2 separate regions of the Homo sapiens genome follow, and region 1 is linked to region 2. A link is a contact called in ENCODE Hi-C data. All regions are on one chromosome and are shown on one strand. Each heading gives the region's core, a stretch centred on a gene start or an enhancer-like site at or near the end of the contact. The rest is flanking DNA. Distances are from core to core; before and after follow the strand shown.

The links. A loop is a pair of places that touch in the nucleus more often than their neighbours do. Pooled maps may share reads with other maps.
Region 1: a map of PC-9 shows a loop between it and region 2 (4-fold over the local background). The contact joins the enhancer-like site here to the promoter of LINC02832 in region 2. A Hi-C loop is called at or near these places in 2 of 168 maps with a recorded cell type or tissue (Calu3 and PC-9), 5 of 37 single-sample maps with no recorded cell type and 5 of 50 pooled maps.

Annotation. Positions count from the first base shown.
Region 1 is chr2:220,658,554-220,662,844 of GRCh38, forward strand. No RefSeq gene overlaps it. Among named protein-coding and RNA genes, the nearest start is that of MIR4268, 750 kb to the left of the region's middle. Within about 2 kb of position 2,343, at least 2 of the 41 ENCODE cell types and tissues checked have a DNase peak (open chromatin) inside an H3K27ac peak, as active enhancers do; they include PC-9, where a contact is called at or near this core.
Region 2 is chr2:219,728,235-219,732,197 of GRCh38, forward strand. LINC02832 (long intergenic non-protein coding RNA 2832) reads left to right here and starts at 1,759. Exons shown (of 2, transcript NR_185880.1): 1 at 1,759-1,947.

The sequences.
Region 1 (4,291 bases), core at 1,093-3,592, 930 kb after region 2:
ACCTGGACTTCTAGTCCAACATTGTTAAGAGGAAGTGAGAGATGAAGAAAAATAGAATGGGAAGGAAAAAGAGAGAAGGAGGAGAAGGGAGAGAGAGGATGGTAGAAAAAGAGGGAATAAAAGAAAAGAAAAGAAAAATATAGGTAAATATCACCCAGTCCACTAAAATATTTTATTTCTTCATTTTTAAAATATAACACACACACTCACAGACACAAATACTCCTTTTTATAGGCAAACTATATTATTCATTTAAACCTATGCACTCTTACTTTCCCCAGGCTAACCAAATGACTCAATTGGGTAAATTACTGCAGTAATTACTTTAGATGTCATTTGTTCTCCGATATTTTCATTAAAAAGGAAAAAAAAATCCCACTATTTTAAAATGTCCATAAATTCTAAAATTATATCTTTAACTTCCCCACCTTGTTTTAGTTTAAAACATTCTGTTCTGTCACCTTCCTGACATCCAACCATGACCGGATGAGTGTCACAGAGGCTGCAAGTTGTTAACTTGTAGAGAGCCATACCAGACAAACACATTCAATGCCTTCTTCCCTTCCTTGTTCTCCTTTAAATATACTATATGTATATAAACATTTCCATAAGGAAAAAATCAAGAATTAAGTAATTAGCTAATTTAGGTAGTTTTTCTCAAAACTTCTATAAGAGAGAAAAAAGACTATTTCTTGACATTTTCTGGAAAATCCCCAAAAAATTCCAAATAGCCCCACTCTGCCATCCAGGGACCACAGCCAACCACCCCTAACCTTTACCCTCACCCTGAAACAACCTCACCTTCCTTTCCTTTCACCCACACTTGACACACGTTGACTCTTTGCTAGCCAAATGTTTATCACTTTGTTAATAAGAAATGGTTTAAATTGATTATATGAAGACGTATGTCTTCTCCTCCTTTGTTCTTTTCTACAAAACAAAAGTCAACGGTAATCTACTTTATAGTCACCTTTGTGGAAACCCATTTTTGTCTGCTCGATAATGGAAGAAATTTGAATTTTAGCAAAGGCATAGTTTAGAATAGGTACAATCAATAAACAATAAACATAGCCCACAGAGATTTTGAAAGTGAACATATTTCCTACATTATGCTATTATACATGCTAAAGGAAAAAAGCCTTCTCTGAATATCAGAGAAAAGAATTAATGAGGTAAATTAGATTTAGAAGTTTTCTATTGGACCTTTGCCAAAAGACGCTCATATGAATGCATTCTTATTTTTGTATCATATATAAGCTTTTCATATTTATGTCAACAAGGGTTACAGCATTGTGCAAAAGTTGAAGAGACCGTGAGGTTAATTATAGGGCATACTTTTTAAAATTATATATAATTGGCAAAAACAGATATTTTTCTCTTTGCATAGTGTCATCTATTGCTTCTATCTATCATCTATCATCTATCATTTATCCATCCATTGAGCCAGCCAGGCAGCCAGCTAATATATAATACATCGGAGGATGTGCTAGGGTTAAAAAGAAGAATGAGACACATTCCCTGTCTTGAGTAAGTTCACAGTGTAACAAAATGCCCTGTCTTTCAACTTGGGCTTCACCTCCAGAGGTTCATGTAGGGCAGTCCTTAAGGCCAGAGAATAAATATGACATGTCTGTCTGCAGCTTCACTCTAAGGCTAAGCTATTGAGAGTATTAACAAGTCCCTTCAACATTTTTATAGCTAAAACAAATATGGATATTTCATGGAATACAGGCAAAATTTGCAAGGACGTAGAAACATTTAAGAGTAAACAAAGATCCTGACTGATATTCTGTGATTCCAGAGGAGGAATGGCTGTTTGGCTCAAACCCCCAGAAGGAAGCATAGCAGGTATAGATGCACCAGGAAAGAATGTGGGGACTTACACCACCTGAGCAGGTAGAGCCAGTCTGGGAAGGGCCTCAAATGCTATGCTGATGAACTTGAACTTTATCCCAGAGGCTCCGGGAAGTCACAGTGAGTGAACCAACACAATGAACCTCTCCAAATAGTTTCAGTCTTATTGGTAGGCTGTTACCAGGCATTGTCTAAAACTTGTTGAGGCAGCAAAATAAAATGGATATTGTGCTATAGATGGTGAGCTAAAAAAACCTCCCTTTTGGTTCCACCAACCAACCACTAACCACGTAAATGCACTTGTATAAGTACCTCAGGCTATCTGAGACCCAGCCACCTAATCTACTAAAGAGAGAGAAAATCATTTGCCCTTTTGCCCTGACAGGGTCACTGTGTGTCCCAAGGGAGACTATGTCCATGAAAGCTCTAGGTGAATGGTGAAGCACTGAACAATACATTAATGAGTCATTGCAACTGTGAAATAAAAGCACTCAGTAAATATTCTCATAATTTGTATGTGTTTCCCAATCCTGCTTTCATTATTTTTAATTCATATAGCCTGCCTTTAGTCACAGGATGAAGGGGTCATGTTCTTGCAAGACTATTGTTTTTCTTTGTTTGTTTGTTTTTTATGACATGTAAGCACAGCCTCCAGTGCAATAATTCAGTAGTAGCTCAATAAGTGTTTCTTGTGTGACTGTTCTTACGGCCACATGCTTTACATCTAGCCTTGTTCATGTTCCCCTCAAACAAGTGCAATCTCCTTCTCTTCCTTTCTCTTGCTGTTTCTCAACTACATGTTCAGAATGATGCTTTGACCCTGAGTTACTTGAGGCCATCTGGGTATCTTGGTATTTCTATAGAGCCATTCATCTCAGAGCTTCCTGATCACTGTTCTCTGTATTCTTTTTTTTTTTTATTCTTGAGACAGAGTTTTGCTCTTGTCGCCCAGGCTGGAGTGCAATCATGCAATCTCGGCTCACTGCAACCTCTGCTTCCCAGGTTCAAGTGATTCTCCTGCCTCAGCCTCCCAAGTAGCTGGGATTACATGTGCCCACCACCACGCCCAGCTAATTTTTGTATTTTTAGTAGAGATGGGGTTTCACCATGTTGGCCAGGATGGTCTTGAACTCCTGACCTCAGGTGATCCATCTGCCTTGGCCTCTCAAAGTGCTGGAATTACAGGCATGAACCACTGTGCCCAGCCTGTTCTCTGTATTCTTTTACCCAATTCTCTGCTCTCTTAACAGATAAGTTTAACCCAAGTTTCTTTTACATTATCATTATTTATTTATTTATTCATACAGCAAGAATTAAATGTGTCCCTACCTACAGCATGAGATTCTGGGAAAATAATAGGGAAATTAAATTTTTTTGTTCCTGGCTTGAAGGTGTTCCAGAAGGGTGGGATGAACAAATATGTAAGCAATTACTAATAAAGCAATGCAGAAAGACTAGAATAAATGCATCAACAAAGCATGCGGGCTTTCCAAGCAGACACTGACTGACTCTGCCTTGGAGAATCTGAGGAGGCTTCACAAAAAAGGTGGCATTAAAGAATCTCAAATAATGATGACTTATTTCTTATTTACTCTCCTGGTCATGTGTAGCCCAACTTGTTTCAAAAACTATTTCAGATGGATCTCAAAACTATAGGTAATCCATATAAAAGTAAGTGAGGAAATCAGGATATTGAGAAAATAGGAAGAATCAAATAAAATAAAGGCATGGTGAGATTAGCCCACAAGATAAATAAATAAATAAATAAAAAGAGACCTTTAGGCTCAATAGAGATGGGCCACAGATTCAGCTCTGAGCTAAAGCAAAGAAGAGAAACATCTGAAATGCATCAGTGTGCTTAAACACAAACCAGCTCTGGGAGATCTCAAATATTCTTGGTACTGAGAGACATTTCCTTGGTGGCCCCCATAAAGAAAACCCTGTGAAATCTTACAAACAATACTTTTAAACAACTTCACTACAGTCAAGAGGGTAGCAATTTTCATGGGTTTGTTTTCACATCTTATGGGAACCAATGGCAGAATGTCCATGCCAAGTTTAGTAAAAGCAATTCTGTGTTGTCAGGTATACAACTCAGAACAATGATATAATTTTGCCAGGTGGGGCTGGAATTTGGAGCTGAAGAAACAAGATGAACTGCGCAGAGTTGTGAAAGTGCCTGAAGTGGCTGTGGAACCAGCCAGAGTTTGGCATGGCTGCAGCATAAGGTGTGTCTGGGAGCTCCCGCTGCCTGTGGGACAGAATCCAAACTCTTTAGCATTGCAAACGAGGTCTCTGATGATATGGTTCTCTGCCTACATGTCCTGCCTCAAGCACTGCTACACCTCATCCCCACCCTTGAACTATAAGATTCAATCTTTCTAAATGTTTAACTTTTTATTTCCTAGATATCCCATGCTCTTTCATGCCTATATAC
Region 2 (3,963 bases), core at 509-3,008:
AGTACTCACCTCTCAGACAAATGTGACTGTACTCCCTGGGGATGAGGCCCAGGGAGTGGGCCCGGGTGATGCTATTCTGCAGCCAAGGTTGAGTCCCTCCTGATTTGAAGATAATGAATGAAAAATCAACAGACAGCGTCATAAATCTGGACCAGCATTTTTAAGGCATGCCAGACCTGAGCATAGATCTTTGGAAAAAAAGTGGATTCCTTGGTCAAATACTTCTGTCCCTCCCTCTAGGAAAGTCTCAAAGTACATGAGAAAATAAAGACTCTGGGAAGTCGTGCGGCAAAGAAATTTATTTGATTGATTTCAGATGGATTTCCCAGTAATTTCTGATTGTGGAAAGCGTTGTCTGGGGTAACCCTTTATCTTGGGTTAGCAGCATCTGGCCAGTGCCTGGAGTCTCTCTTGCATGCCACAATTTGGCCACCCTGTGGGGACACTTCTCCACAAGGACCCTAGGACATTGGTAAGATCAAAGCAGATCCCTGGACAGACAGCAAAGTGAAGGGGAGAAGCTCCACATCTGGAACTGGGGGTAAGACTATTGCTTGATAGAGCACCTTGACCTGGGGCAATGTGGAGGGGACACCCTGGCTACGGAATCTGGGGTACACAGGAGGAAAATGAGGTCCAAAGAGGTAATTAAGCACCTCGTTCCACATCAGGAAGCTGGGCAGGGGCCCAGCAGAGACTAAAACCTAGACTTTCTGCGTCTCAGTCAGGCCCCTTTCCCTCCCTCACCAAGACAAAGCTGTGATTTCAAGCATTTTATGATCTTGGAATAAAGGAACACTGCCATGATTAATGGGAAGTTCCTGCCTTCTTATCCCATTTTGTGTTCTTATCTCCATCTGCCAAGAAGACACCCAAAGCTCTAACTATCGTTCGGTTGTAAGGAATGTTTAGAATTGAAGAGCTGCTTTGACACAATTAAAAGCTTCCAGAAGGCTGTTACGGCACCAATTATTTACTTAGCGATAGCGAGCTATTTAAATTTCATTATGGAGTAGAAAATAGGGAGATAAGAACAAAATATGGTCAGGCTGACTGTGACCTCAAAACCTCTGCTCCTTTTGCTCATAAAAGATAGCAGAAGCAGAACATTCTGATTCAAGGATCATTTTGCGAAACTGCATTCTCTTAAACAGAATTGTTTCTTAATCTCTTCGTGGGCTGCTAATGGGCCGTTTATCAGGGTGTTCCAAGGCAAAGTGAATCCGGAAGAAATAGGGCTACTGACTTTGGGACGAGTCTCCCTGTGTTGCAGGTGGTTGGACAATGACTCAGTGACTTCCACTTTAAGCTAAATAAGATTCACTATTGTAAAGTCATAGACATGCATCCCAAAGCAAACGGAGGAATGAACATGCTCTCCATTTTCCTGACTGTTTTCTAGACATCATTTTAATTGTTGAAACTCTCCTTTTTCTCCTCTGGTTCCCATTCCAGGTTGTTTTCTGTAGTTATGTTAACCATAACATTTCCAATGACACAACTTCTCATTTTGTTCTTTGCATAGGGAGCAGGGAGGGGCACTAGGGTATGGCAGGGTGGAGGATGTGGTTTGGGGCATTGTCAAAAGGAGCACTTACCTGATGTGTGTATATATTATCTATTTAAGTGAGGTATAATTTACATACAGTAAAACCCACTCTTCTTAGAGTATACTTTTATGAGTTTTGACATGTAAATTCAGCTGTATGACTACCACCGAAATCAAGGTATAGAACAGGTCCGTCACTCTAAAGTGTTCTCTTCTGCTTCTTTGTTGTCAATTCCTCTCTTCTACCTCCAACCCCTGGCAACCTAGTGGCTCAGTTTCTTGTCTCCATGGTTCTGCCTTTTCCAGGAAGTCATATACAAGGAATCACACAATGTGTAGTCTTTTGAGTCTGGATTTACTCACTCAGCATAACGCATTTGAGGTTCATCCATGTGGTGGTATGTTTGTTGCTTTGTTGTTGTTGTATGTTTGTTGTCATTTGTTGTTTTGTGTTGCCGAGCAGGGTTCTGTTGTATACTGCAGTATGTTTTGCTCTTCACCAGTTAAAGGACATGGGGATTTTTTCCAGTTCTTGGCAATTATAAATAAAGCTGCTTTAAACATTCATATACAGGTTTTTGTGTGGCTCTATGCTTTCATTTCTTTCTTTTTTTTTTTTTTTGAGACAGAATCTTGCTCTGTCACCCAGGCTGGAGTGCAGTGGTGTGATGTCAGCTCACTGCAAGCTCTGCCTCCCAGGTTCACACCATTCTCCTGCCTCAGCCTCCCGAGTAGCTGGGACTACAGGTGCCCACTGCCATGCCTGGCTAATTTTTTGTATTTTTTAGTAGAGACGGGGTTTCACCGTGTTAGCCAGGATGGTCTTGATCTCCTGACCTCGTGATCTGCCCGCCTTGGCCTCCCAAAGTGCTGAGATTACAGGCATGAGCCACCGCGCCCGGCCATGTTTTCATTTCTTTTGAGTAAATATCTAGGAGTGGTATTGTTTGGTCATGTGGTAAGTTTATGTATAACTTTATAAGAACGTCATGTTTAATTTCACAAGAAATTTATTTATGTTTGTCTTTCTAAATAATATATGAATTTGATTTTGTTTTTAGTTTTTTACAAGGGTATCATGCTGAGGTAATCTTTTAGTAATTAACATTTTTTTCACTTAGAATCATGATGTTAAGATTTATCCATATTGTGACATAGTTTATTCATTCCTCTCTCTTCTTGATGGGCATTTGGTTGTTTCCAGGATTTTGTTATTGTTTTGTTTTACTACTGACAGTCTTATATATGTCTCTTGTATTAGTTATCTATGTCTGCATAAGAATATAACCCTTTTTTTTTTTTAAGTAGAGACAGGATTTCACCATGTTGGCCAGGCTGGTCTTGAACTCCTGACCTCAAGTGATCCACCCACTTCGGCCTCCCAAAGTGTTGGAATTACAGGTGTGAGCCACTGCACTTGGCCAATATAACCCAACACTTAGTTACTTAGATAACATACATTTGTTACCTCACAGTTTCTGTGAGTCAGGAGTCTGGGCAGGGCTTAGCTTGGTCCTCTGCTTCAAGTCCTCACAAGTCTGCAGTCAAAGTGTTGGCCAGGGCTGTGCTCTAATCTCAAGGCTTGACTGGGGAAGATTCACTTTCAAGTGCATGTGGTTGTTGGCAGGATTCGGGTTCTTGCAGTTTGCCAGGCCAGGGCTTCATTTTCTTGCTGGCTGTCGGCAGAGGGCACCCTCAGTTTCTTGTCATGTGGGCCTCCCCAGAGTGATCACCTGCTTCATTAAAACCGGCAAGGGAGAGGGTCTGCAGGCATGACAAACATTATATTCTTAGGTAAAATAATCACAAGACATATCATCCATCAACATGACCATATTCTCTTGGTTAGAAGCAATTCACCAGTCTTGCCCACAGTCAAAGGAAGGAGATTGCACGTATAAATACCAGAAGGAAGGGATAGTTGGTGATCATTTTAGATTCTATCTGCCTCAATTGCTACACATGTGTATGATTTTCTCTGTGCTTATACCTGGGAGCAAATTGCTGTGTCCAAGGGCATTCTTTTCTTAATAATGCTCTTTACTTAAAGGCTATGTTTTGTGGAATGAATATAGCTAGGTCAGCTTTCTTCTGATTAATATTTATGTACTATGTCTTTTTCCATTCTTTTGCTTTCAGTCTTTGCATATCTGTATGTTTGAGGTACGTTTTTTTGTAAATAGCATGTGTCAAAATTTTACAAATGAATCTAATCTGTCACACCTTATGTTTTAAGTGGTGAGCTCAATCCATCTACCTTTATTATAATAAATTACATACATGGACCAATTTTTATCATTCTGACTTGTTATTTCAGCTGTGCTACTTTTTCAATGCTTTCTTCTATTTTTCTTACTTTTATTTTTAATAATATATTTTTATCTCCCTAATTCTTCTTAATGAAGTAAAAATCT